Linked DNA regions of Homo sapiens: all the other regions are linked to region 1. The links are chromatin contacts, found by Hi-C or POLR2A ChIA-PET in ENCODE. All regions are on one chromosome and are shown on one strand. The core of a region is the stretch at or near the end of the contact, and the rest is flanking DNA. Distances in the headings are between cores, read along the strand shown.

Region 1 (2,971 bases), core at 353-2,852:
TCAAGTGATCCTTCTGCCTCGGCCTTCAGAGTAGCTGGGATTACAGGTGCACACTATCATGCCCGGTTGTTTTTTTTTTTTTTTGGTAGAGATGGGGGTCTCACTATGTTGCCCAAGCTAGACTCGAACTCCTGTACTCAAGCAATCTTCTTGCCTCAGTCTCCTAAAGTGCTGGGATTACAGGCGTAAGCCACTGCGCCCAGCCCATCTTTCTTCATTACTGTGCTTCCCTCCCTAATTGTGTACATATCTCTCATTCTCCCCTTCTCTCTCTAGCTCTTGTTTTCTTTTCTTTTTACCTGGCATTCTGCTCCTCATTTTGTACCCCTCTCCTCTCCTGCTGTTTATCCCCTTCTTCCCTCTATTCCTTCTCTTCCACCTCTTCTGCTCCATCCTCGCAACTTACCTAACTTCTTGCTGTTCCTTCTCCCCAATCGTTCTATCGTCCTCAATCTTGATATATTTCCGCCTCTTCTCCCATCTCTGTGCATCCTCTGCTCTCCCTGTTAAATTCCGTCTTCCCTGTTATACCCCCTGTCCCCAATATGTGGAACCACAGATCCCCAGGTGTCCTCCCTGCTGTGGTTCTCCCTCTGTTCTCCTTGCCACCAGCACCACTCTGCTCTGTCTGCCCTGGCTCCAAATCCCTCCTCCTCTCCCTCACTCTGATGAGATTCCCTCTTTGCTGCCCCTCTCCCTACCTTGCTGTCCTTCATCTCTCTGTACATCTAGGTTTCTCTACGTTTCTCCAGTTACTTTTCTCCTCCTGCTTTCTTTTTTTTTCTTTTCACTTTTGCTGTCTCTTGACAAATCCATCACCCACCCTCTACTTTGCCCTCTGTTATGGGTCTTTCTCATTCTTTTCTCTGTCTCAGCTTTTCTACTGCTCTGTCTCCCAATGCCTTTGGCCGACACAATCACAGGAGGGTTTGGATAAGACGCCTGCATCCCGGAGGAGCTCGTTTTCCGGGGGCTGGAGCTGGGCAGGCAAGAACACCCCGTGTCACAGGACAGGCCCCGGGTACCTCCCCAACGCGGGTTCAGGGGAAGAGGTGACTGTGGAGGAGAGACCTGTGGAGCAGCAGGGCCCGCCACGAGGAGGGAGGTGGGGGGGAGACGGCGCCTTAAGACAAGGTTGGGGTCTGCAGGATTCCAGGACCAGGCAAAGTACGCGGCCTCCCTGGGACTGGGGCCCTGGCGCTGCGCTCCAGTGGCCTACGAAGGCGAGGGTGGGAGGCGCCCAGGGCGGGAATCCAGCTCTCGGGTGAGGACTTTAAAAAGCGAGGGGCGGGAGGAGTCAGAAAACAGTTTTGAGCAGGAAAACTACGCGACAGGAAGTGTATACATCGCCCTACAGCAGAAAGACCGGGGACAGCCCAGCCTCAGGGCGACTTTAAACCCAAAAGGAAGCGATATCCGGACTCTCATGGGGACGTCTCAATTTGTCCTGGGTGAAGGAAGAAGGGAGAGAATTTCCAGGTCTGTGGGGACCCCACGTCTCAGGTACAGCAGCGCCGGGGACCTGGTAAGCGCAGACTTAATAGAAGAGCGAAACTCACCGCCACGGTGTAACTTTCACTCCACATAATCCGCTTCCGGGTTTGCGCGCATGTGCGCGCGCAGTACAGAAGCCAGGTCTGGGCGGGGCCCGCGAGGTGGGCGGGGCCTGGATGAGGTAGGGGCGGGGTGGGAAGCCGAGAGACTTTCCCCTTTAGAACCAGCAGTGGGCGGGGCCAGGGCGGGACCTGTGAGTCTCTCAGCATCGTTCCCAGCGCAGAGGCATTTTTCGGGTTTTGGAGGCGAGACCGGCCAGGAAGGCTGAGGCATGATTCAAAAGCCCTGGAATTATCTGGAACGGGGATGCAAACTAGAATGTGAAATGCAAAGCCCTGCCTGGGCGGAAGGTACAATTTCATGCTGATAGCCCACAGAACCGAATAGAAATCCTCTCCCTTTCTATTCTCCATTCACTTGGGAGAGAGTCCACGCTGTGCTCAGCTTTAGAGACTCAGGCCACTGCCTGAGATGCAGGATGGAGTGCTCAGGCCAAGGATGGGTGAGGTCACCACCTGCGGCTTAAACACAGCTGGGATATGGGCGCGGGAGTGGGAGCCTGAGGTCCCAGCTATTCAGGAAGCAGCGGCGGGAGGATCGCCGAGCCTGGGAGTTCAGGCCAGCCTGGGCGACAAAGTAACACCCCCTCCCGCAGGGCTCCCTTCCTCGTCTCTCTCTCTCTTTTCTTTTTTATAATAAAATTTTTGATGATGTTACATAGGGATCCAACATTATTCTTTTCCACGTGGATATCCAGTTAGTTGTCCCAGCGTATTTGTGTAAGAGATCTATCAGTTTCTTTTTTTGTTTCTTGAGATGGAGTTTTGCTCTAGTTGACCAGGCTGGAGTGCAATGGCGCGATCTCTGTCTCCCAGGTTCAATCGATTCTCATGCCTCTATCTCCCAAGTAGCTGGGATCACAGGGATGTGCCACCATGCCCTGCTAATTTTGTATTTTTAGTAGAGATGGGATTTCTCCATGTTGGTCAGGTTGGTCTCAAATTTCCGACCTCAAGTAATCCGCCCGCCTCGGCCTCCCAAAGTGCTGGGATTACAGGTGTGAGCCACCGCGCCCGGCTTATTTTCTTTTATATATTTAGTTTTTTCTATTTTTTTTTTTTTTTTTTTTTGAGGCAGAGTTTTCTTTTTTGGCCAGGCTGGAATGCGGTGGCGAGATCTGGGCTCACTGCAGCCTCTGCCTCCTGGGTTGAACCGATTTTCCTGTCTCAGCCTCCGGAGTAGTTGACATTACAGACGCGCACAACCATGCCCGGCTAATTTTTGTATTTTCGATACAAACGAGGTTTCACTATATTGGCTAGGCTGGTCTCGAACTTCTGACTTCAAGTGATCTGACTGCCTCAGCCTCTGAAAGTGCTGGGATTATAGTCATAAGCCACACTTCCTGGCCCAAAAA
Region 2 (2,971 bases), core at 320-2,819, 830 kb after region 1:
ACTCTATATTTAATCATAAATTCTAAATTTTATTATTTACTGCTGACATCAGTTTCTGTCGGATTTTAGGAGCCTCACTACAGAGGGCACCTGTCGCCATGTTGTAAAACTCACACTTGTCAAAAAAACATGGGTTAGGGTTTCTTCCCCTCCTCGGCATGAAGCTACTTAGCTGACACAGATGGTTACCTCCATTACCAAGTAGAGCCAGGATGAACTATGTGTGACCAAGGGTGTTGTCAAGTCCTCTTCCCTGAGGACTGATTAGTGTTTATCTTGAAAACATGTACTTAATGGGTTGTATAGAACAGTGAAGTTTCTTTCTCTCTTTTCAACCTCTTAGCTGTTTGTCTATTTCGCATCATAATCTGGCCTAAGGCTTATTTATTAATGAAATGGTTTTAATTTCTTTCTCTATTGTCGTCGTGGAGATGATTTCTCATTGGGGGGAAGACTTTTTGTTTGTTTTCAATTATGTTTTCTCAACAATTGGAAAGTGAAGTAAAAAGTATTTGTTGGGCCAGGTGCAGTGGCTCACGCCTGTAATGCCAGCACTTTGGGAGGCCGAGGCAGGCGGATCACTTGAAGTCAAGAGTTTGAGACCAGCCTGGCCAACATGGTGAAACCCGTCTACAAAAATACAAAAATTAGCCAGGCATGGTGGCACGCGAATGTAATGGCAGGTACTCCGGAGGCTGAGGCAGGGGAATCGCTTGAACCCAAGAGGGAAGAGGCTGCAGTGAACCGAGATCCCGTTACTGCCCTCTAGCCTGGGCGACAGAGAAATACTCTGTCTCAAAAGAAATAAGTAAATAAATAAAGTAATAAATCTCTTCCACAAACGTGCTGAGACAACTAACTGAATATCCAGATGGAAAAGAATACTGTTGGATCCCTATCTCACACAATCAAAATTGTATTTTAAAACATTAAAAAAAAAAAAGGAAAAAAAGAGACGAGGAAGGAAGCGCTGCGGGAGGGGGTGTTACTTTGTCGCTCAGGCTGGCCTGGACCCCCAGGCTCAGCGATCCTCCCGCCGCTGCTTCCTGAGTAGCTGGGACCTCAGGCTCCTGCCCCCGCGCGCGCATCCCTCCCACCCCGGCGCCCCATCCAGCAGGTGGTCACCTCACTCCTCCCTGGCCTGAGCACTCCGTCCCGCATCCATGGCGGTGGCTTTAGGGAAATCTCTGAAGTTGAGCACGGGGTGGACTTGCCCTCCTGAGTGAATGGAGAATAGAAAGGGGGAGGATTTCTATTTTGTTTTGTGGGCCGTCAGCATGAAATCGTACCTTCCGCCCAGGCAGGGCTTTGCATTTCACATTCTAGTTTGCATCCCCGTTCCAGACAATTCCAGGGCTTTTGAATAGTGCCTCAACCTTACTGGCCGGTCTCGACTCCAAAACCCTAAAACAGGCGCTGGAGCGAGGGTGACGGACTCACAGGTCCCACCCCGGCCCCGCCCTCTGCGCCTTCCAAAGGGCAAAGTCTCTCCGCCTCTCGCCCCGCCCCTGCTTCGTCAGGCCCCGCCCACCTCCCAGGTCCCGCCCAGGCCTGGCTTCTGTCCTGCGCGCAGATTCGCGAAAACCCGGAAGCGGATCGCGTGGAGTGACGGTCCCACGGCAGCGCGTGAGTTTGGCTCTGTGTTGTATTAGGTCTGCACTTCCCAGGTCCCTGGCGCTTCTGTACCTGGGGCGTGGGGTCCCCACAAACCTGGAAATTCTCAGCCGTCTTCCTTCACCCAGAGCAAATTGAGACGACCCCGTGAGAGTCCGGGGGTCGCTTCCTTTTGTGTTTAAGGTCGCCCTGAGGCTGGTCCCGTCCCGGGTCTTTCTGCTATAGGGCAATGTATACACTTTCTATCGCGCATTTTTCCTGCTCTAAACCTTTCTCTGACTCCTCCCACCCCGCGCTTTTTGAAGTCCTCACCCAAGGGGTGGATTCTCGCCCACTTCGGCCGGTGGAGCGCAGAACCGCGGCCCCAGTCCCGGGAAGGCCGCGTCCTCTGTCTGGTCCCGGGATCCTGCAGACCCCACCCTTGTCTTAAGGCGCCCTCGCGCCCCCCCCCCCCCACCTCCCTCCTCCTGCCGGGCCCTGCTGCTTCCTAGGTCTCCCCTCCGCAGTCACGGCTTCCCCTGAGCCCACGTTGGGGAGGTGCCCGGGGCTTGTCCTGTTGAAGGAGGCCAGCCCTTCCACACCTGTGGGTATTTCTCGTCAGGTGGGAAGAGAGACTGAGAAAAGAAATAAGACACAAAGACAAAGTATAGAGAAAGGACAGTGGGCCCAGGGGACCGGCGCTCAGCATACGGAGGACCGGCACCAGTGCCAGCCTCTGAGTTCCCTCAGTATTTATTGATCATTATTTTTACTGTCCTAGTGAGGGGAGTGTAGCAGGGCAACAGGTGGGGAGAGGTCAGCAAGAAAACATGTGAGCAAAGGAATCTATATCATGAATAAGTTCAAGGAAAGGTACTGTGCCCAGATGTGCACGTAGGCTAGATTTATGTTTCTCTTCACCCAAACATCTCAGTGTAGCAAAGAGTCACAGAGCAGTATTGCTGCCAGCATATCTCGCCTCCAGCCACAGGGCGGTTTTCTCCTATCTCAGAATAGAACGAATGGAAATGGTCAGCTTTACACCTAGACATTCCATTCCCAGGGACCAGCAGGAGACAGAAGTCTTCCTCTTATCTCAACTGCAAAGAGGCCTTCCTCTTTCACTACTCCTCCTCAGCACAGACTCTTTACGGGTGTCCGGCTGGGGGATGTAAGGTCTTTCCTTTCCCACGAGGCCATATCTCAGGCTGTCTCAGTGGGGGGAAACTTGGACAATACCCAGGCTTTCTAGGGCAGAGGTCCCTGCGGCTTTCCGCAGTGCATTGTGTCCCTGGTTAACTGAGAATGGAGAATGGCGATGACTTTTACCAAGCATACTGCCTGCAAACATATTGTTAACAAGGCACACCCTGCACAG
Region 3 (2,971 bases), core at 472-2,971, 790 kb after region 1:
TTGAATGGAAAATGTGGTGATTCTTCTAAAGCTTCTCTGTCTTTCCGTGTGTGTGAAACCTAAGGGAACGCTGATCCCATTCATTTGGAGTTGATGTTTCCAGGTGGCTATCCTCATGCTTTGTGTTCAAATAAACTCTGTGCTTAATCATATATTCTAAATTTTATTATTTACTGCTGATATCAGTTTCTGTCAGACTGTAGGAGCCTCACCAGAGAGGGCACCTGTCGCTATGTTGTAAAACTCACACTTGTCAGAAAGACATGGGTTAGTGTTACTCCCCGTCCCTCAGAATGAAGCTAATTAGCTGACACAGATGGTCACCTCCATTACCAAGTAGAGTCAGGATGAACTATGTGTGACCAAGAGTGTTGTCAAGTCCTCTTCCCTGAGGACTGATTAGCGTTTATCTTGAAAACATGTCCTTAATGGGTTGTATAGAACAGTAAAGTTTCTTTCTCTTTTTTCAACCTCTTAGCTGTTTGCCTGTATTTCGCATCACAATCTGGTCTAAGGCTTATTTATTAATGAAATGGTTTTAATTTCTTTCTCTATGATCATCGTGGAGATGATTTCTCATTTGGAGAAAGACTTTTTGTTTGTTTTCAATTATATTTTCTCAACAATTAGACAGTGAAGTAAAAAGTATTTTGGGGGGGCCAGGCACAGTGGCTCACGCCTGTAATCCCAGTACTTTGGGAGGCCGAGGCAGGTGGATCACTTGAAGTCAGGAGGTTGAGACCAGCTGGCCAACATGGGGAACCCACCTACAAAAATACAAAAATTAGCCGGGCATGGTGGCACGCGCCTGTAATGGCAGGTACTCCGGAGGCTGAGGCAGGGGAATCGCTTGAACCCAGGAGGCAGAGGCTGCAGTGAGCCCAGTTCCTGCCACTGCACTCCAGCCTGGGCGACAGAGAAATGCTCTGTCTCAAAATAAAAGAAAAGAAATAAGTAAATAAATAAAAGAAAGTAATAGATCTCTTCTACAAATGTGCTGGGACAACTAACTGGATATCCACATGGAAAAGAATAATGTATCCCTATCTCACACAATCAAAATTTTATTTTAACGTTAAAAAATGGAGAAAAAAAGAGAGAGAGACGAGGGAGGGAGTCCTGAGGGAGGGGTGTTACTTTGTCGCCCAGGCTGGCCTGGACCCCCAGGCTCAGCGATCCTCTCGCCGCTGCTTCCTGAGTAGCTGGGAACTCAGGCTCCCGCCCCCGCGCCTGAATCCTTGCTGTGTTTATCCAGCAGGTCGCCCCTGGCTGGCCTGAGCATTCCGTCCCGCATCCCAGGGGGAGGCCCTAGGGAAGTCTCTGCAGCTGAGCACGGGGTGGACTCTCCCTCCTGAGTGAGTGGAGAATAGAAAGGGAGAGGATTTCTGTTCTGTTCTGTGGGCCGTCAGCATGAAATCGTACGTTCCGCCCAGGCAGGGCCTTGCATTTTACATTCTAGTTTGTATCCCGTTCCAGACAATTCCAGGGCTTTTGAGTCCATGCGTCAGCCTTCCTGGGCGGTCTCACCTTCACCACCCGAAAACAGGTGCTAGGAGAGAAGCTGAGAGGAGCACCGGTCACGCCCCGGCCCCGCCCTCTGCCGGCTCTAAAGCGCAAGGTCTCTCCGCCTCGCGCCCCGCCCCTGCCTCGTCCAGGCCCCGCCCACCTCCTTGCGGGTCCCGCCCAGGCCTGGCTTCTGCTCTGCGCGCGCAGATTCGTGCAGACCAGGAAGCGGATAGCGTGGAGTGACGGTGCCACCGCGGCGCGTGAGTTTCGCCCTGTCTTGTATTAAGTCTGCTCTTCCAGGTTCCTGGCGCTTCTGTACCTGGGACTTGGGATCCCCACAAACCTGGAAATTCTCAGCCGTCTTCCTTCACTCAGAGCAAATTGAGACGACCTCGTGAGAGGCCGTGGGTCGGTTCCTTTTGGGTTTAAGGTCCCCCTGAGGCTGGTCCCGTCCCGGGTGTTTCTGCTACAGGGCAATGTATACACTTTCTAACCTGTAGTTTTCCTGCTGTAAACCTTTTTCTGACTCCTCCCGCCCCGCGCTTTTTAAAGTCCTCACCTGAGAGGTGGATTCTCGCCTTTGTCGGCCCCTGGAGCCCAGCGCCGCTGCCCCAGTCCCGGAAAGGCCGCGTCCTCTGCCTGGTCCTAGGATCCTGCAGACCCCACCCTTGCCTTAAGGTGCTGTCGCCCCTTCACCTCCCTCCTTGTGCCGGGCCCTGCTGCTCCACGGGTTTCGCCTCCACAATCACCGCTTCCCCTGAGCCCGCGTTGGGGAGGTGCCCGGGGCCTGTCCTGTGACGCGGGGTGTTACTGCCTGCCCAGCTCCAGCCCCTGGAAAATGCGCTCCCCCGGGATGCAGGCGTCTTACTCCAAACCCTCCTGTGACTGTGTGGGCCAAAGGGATCAGGAGACGGACAGAGAGCAGTGGAAAACCTGAGACAGAAAAGAAGAATGAGAAAGACCTATAACAGATGGCAAAGTAGAGGATGGGTGAGGGATTTGCCAAGAGACAGCAAAAGTGAAAAGAAAACGATAAGAAAGCAGGAGGAGAAAAGCAAGTGCAGAAATGTAGAGAAAAGCTGGATGTACAGAGAGATGAAGGACAGCAAGGTAGGGAGAGGGACAGCAAAGAGGGAGGCTCATCAGGGTGAGGGAGAGGAGGAGGGATTTGGAGCCAGGGCAGACAGAGCAGAGTGGTGCTGGTGGCAAGGAGAACAGAGGGAGAAGCACAGCAGGGAGGACACCTGGGGATCTGGGGTGCTAGAGAGTGGGGACAGGGGGGTATAACAGGGAAGAGAGAATTTAACGGGGAGAGCAAAGGAGGCGCAGAGATGGTGTTGCGGGAAACTGAGGACTAGACAGACTGATATGGGGGAGACAAAAGGATGTTTATTTAAGATACGCACCGGCTCAGTGGATTTACATCTAAAAAGCTGAGCATTTCAACAAAGACGGAGTGGGGTTT
Region 4 (2,971 bases), core at 178-2,677, 540 kb before region 1:
GCATCTGGATGGGGTCCTCTCCCGCTTTCTTCACGGCTATGTGTTTCCCTCTCTCATTCTGAGCGTCTTTTTTTTCTCCTTTTCTGTTTTGCACCCCTTTCTTTATTCCCTCTTTTATGTCTGTTCTGCCCAATGCTCTGCAACTTACTTCACCTCTCGTAGCTCTTTCTCCCCAATCTTTCCGATTGTCCCCAATCTCCACGTATTTCTGCCTCTTTTCCCCCATCTAAGCTCCCTCTCTGCTCTCCTTGTTAAATTCCCTCTTCCCTGTTACATCTCCTTTGTTCCCACTCTCTAGCACCCCCAATTTCCTAGGCTTACTCCCTGCTGTGGTTCTCCCTCTACTCTGCTTGTCACCCACTGCCCTCTCTCCCTCTCTTTCAGTCCCAGCACCACGTAGCTCTGTCAGCCGCGGCTCCAACTCTTTCACCTTCTCCCCACTGTCTGTCTGTCTGCAGTGCCTCCTCCTTTGCCGCCCCACTCTATTTTGCTGCCCTTCATCTCTCTGAAGGTCCCCTTTTTTTCTAAATTTCTCTGTGTGCTTTTCTCCCCCTGCTACTTTTTCCATCCGTTCTCTTTCACTCTTGCTCTCTTTGCAAGTCCCTAAAGTATCATCCATTTTGCCGTGTATTTATGGGTCTCCCTCATTCTTTTCTCCTCAGTTTTTCCTTTTGCTCCGTCGTTCCCCGTCTTTTCCTCTCCTGATCCCTCTCACCCACACATTCGGGAGGAAAGGGGAGGAATAGGATGCCCACCTCCCGGAAGAGCACATTTTCCAGTGGAGTAAAATTTGGGAAGGAAGAACACTGGGTGTCACAAGACAGACTCAGGTAACCTGTCCCAACGGGGAGTCAAGAAAAGCAGTGGCTGTGAAGGGGAAGCCTGGGGAGCGGAAGGACCCGGCGTGAGGACGACACGAGGTGGCGCGGAGAACGATGTCTCACGACAGGGAGGGTCTGCAGAATCCCAGGACGTGGGAGGAGAAGCGGCTCCTTCAGGAGCCGGACAGTGGGCGCTCCCCTCCAGGGGCAGACGACGGAGGAGCTCGGGGATCGCGAAGGGCGCTAGTCCACATCCCGAATGAGGACTCGACTTGGCGCGGGGCCCAAGCAGAGGGTTTTAAGCGGGAACACTACCTGAATGGGGTTGTCTACATGGTCCTAAGGAAGAAAGGCAGAGAGCAAGGAACGGCCTCAGAGAGATTTTAAACCGAAAGGGAAGCAATTCTCCTACTTACTTGGGACGAAGGGGCTGTTGCGGGTATTTTAAGGTCCGTAGCGATCCCCAGGTCACGGGTATGGAGAACCGAGGACTGCGAAGTGCACGTTTAATCAAGGTAGACGAAGAGAAGCAAACGTTTAATCCAGGTAGACTGAAACACACTCATAGCGACGTGGCCTTTCCCCAGCGCGATCTGCTTCCGGGTGTGCAGGAAACTGGGCGCGGAAAGAAAAACTGGGCGGCCTGGGGGCGGGGCCTAGGCGGGGCGCGACTAGGAAAGGGCTGGGCGGAAAGACTGGCCTGACTTGGGAGTGGCCCGAAAGGGTGGTGGGAGGCCCAGGGCGGTAGGGGGCGTGACTAGGTGGGGCTTGGCTGGACCGAAAACTGGGATGAAGCGGGGCCTCCAGGGGTGGGCGGGGCCGAGGCGGGGCCTGTTCTCCACTCCGCCTCTCACCCAGCAGGATTTTGTTTTCCAGGTTTGGGAGTATTTGTGACTATTTCTTGTCCTGTGAAGCAGCGTTGCTCCTTGCCCATTTTAAATTAATGTTTCAGAATTTAAGGTTGAATCTTAAAGTTGTGGTCCACTTATACTGGAAACTAAGATGATTTATTCTTAACAAGTTGAACTGATTTAAGTCAAAACCGATTTTTCCGAGCCTGGTGGACTCCATCCAGTCTTACCAGAAAAGCTGAAGCTACTCAGTAGTCAGGGAACTGGGATCTCGGTGGGGATTGGATGTGGAGCAGTGACTGGATCCAGGAACCCAGAAGACATTATGCCAAGCGAAATGTGCTAGACACAGTGTAGAAAATGAAATAAGTAGAGGTTCCTCTTCAAAGGGACTTTCCTCCCAGTCTAATTGAGAATAGATAGTAACCTCTCTTAGAAGCAAAATTTACTCAAAGACCTGTGCTAATATTCTTAAATATCTGCTAGCCATAATAGATAAATCAATATACTCTGTGTTCTTAGCTCCCACATTTTAGCCTAGATATTTGCCCTGGCATGCCTGAATTGTTCCAAGCAAGCATTAGGTCACAGCCTATTCCTCTTCCTTATTTGGAAGTGTTTTTGCCTCTCTCAGCCTTCCACAAGTTACTTCCTCTCTTCCTTTGTTCTCCTCTGCCTTTGCCTCTTTTGGGAAGTTCTAAGGTGCTAGCCAATCAGGTCAAGCACAGAATTGGGTCCGATTCCAGCCAATGGAAACCAGACACAGCAGTAGGGTGGACGCGTCAGGTTATTATTATTATTATTTTTTTTGAGACGGAGTCTCGTTCTTTCGCCCAGGCCGGAGTGCAGTGGCGCTATCTCGGCTCACTGCAAGCTCTGCCTCCTGGGTTCACGCCATTCTCCTGCCTCAGCCTCCCGAGTAGCTGGGACTAGAGGCACCTGCCACTGCGCCCAGCTAATTTTTTGTATTTTTAGTAGAGACGGGGTTTCACTGCGTTAGCCAGGATGGTCTCGATCTCCTGACCTCGTGATCCGCCCACCTCGGCCTCCCAAAGTGCTGGGATTACAGGCATGAGCCACCGCGCCCGGCCAGATGCGTCAGGTTATAAATGACCCTTCTCTTTTGTTCATGTGTACTCTCGTGGCAAGACTGCTAGTGAGCAGCACCCTTTCTGCAGAAAGTAAACTAGCCTTGCTGAGAGATCCTTTGTCTCAGTGTTGATTTTTGCGACACTGAGCACCCGTTCCCAACACACACAAAGAAACATACTTCATGCACTTACTTACACGTGCTAAGTA

What was found. A loop is a pair of places that touch in the nucleus more often than their neighbours do. ChIA-PET counts read pairs that join two places held with the same protein, here RNA polymerase II (POLR2A). Pooled maps may share reads with other maps.
Region 2: a map of naive thymus-derived CD4-positive, alpha-beta T cell shows a loop between it and region 1 (19-fold over the local background). The contact joins the promoter of ZNF813 here to the promoter of ZNF83 in region 1. A Hi-C loop is called at or near these places in 1 of 168 maps with a recorded cell type or tissue (naive thymus-derived CD4-positive, alpha-beta T cell) and 7 of 50 pooled maps. POLR2A ChIA-PET finds 5 or more read pairs at or near these places in 1 of 52 experiments (activated B cell).
Region 3: a loop to region 1 is called in a map with no recorded cell type, with 20 times the contacts of the local background. The contact joins the promoter of ZNF761 here to the promoter of ZNF83 in region 1. A Hi-C loop is called at or near these places in 2 of 37 single-sample maps with no recorded cell type and 8 of 50 pooled maps.
Region 4: a pooled map shows a loop between it and region 1 (7-fold over the local background). The contact joins the promoter of ZNF841 here to the promoter of ZNF83 in region 1. A Hi-C loop is called at or near these places in 1 of 37 single-sample maps with no recorded cell type and 7 of 50 pooled maps. POLR2A ChIA-PET finds 5 or more read pairs at or near these places in 2 of 52 experiments (B cell and activated CD8-positive, alpha-beta T cell).

The regions. Positions count from the first base shown.
Region 1 is chr19:52,636,753-52,639,723 of GRCh38, forward strand. ZNF83 (zinc finger protein 83) reads right to left here and starts at 1,603. Exons shown (of 3, transcript NM_018300.4): 1 at 1,560-1,603. It also overlaps the pseudogene LOC124904757. RefSeq lists enhancers at 531-1,049, 1,050-1,567, 1,321-1,440 and a silencer at 1,651-1,850.
Region 2 is chr19:53,466,164-53,469,134 of GRCh38, forward strand. It overlaps ZNF813 (zinc finger protein 813), which reads left to right and starts at 1,570. Exons shown (of 4, transcript NM_001004301.4): 1 at 1,570-1,626. RefSeq lists a silencer at 1,414-1,543 and enhancers at 1,614-1,853, 1,790-2,351, 2,352-2,914.
Region 3 is chr19:53,430,263-53,433,233 of GRCh38, forward strand. It overlaps ZNF761 (zinc finger protein 761), which reads left to right and starts at 1,722. Exons shown (of 5, transcript NM_001289951.2): 1 at 1,722-1,766. The region is part of intron 9 of ZNF765-ZNF761 (ZNF765-ZNF761 readthrough); the gene reads left to right. It also overlaps the pseudogene TPM3P9. RefSeq lists a silencer at 1,599-1,678.
Region 4 is chr19:52,094,338-52,097,308 of GRCh38, forward strand. It overlaps ZNF841 (zinc finger protein 841), which reads right to left and starts at 1,428. Exons shown (of 7, transcript NM_001136499.2): 1 at 1,238-1,428.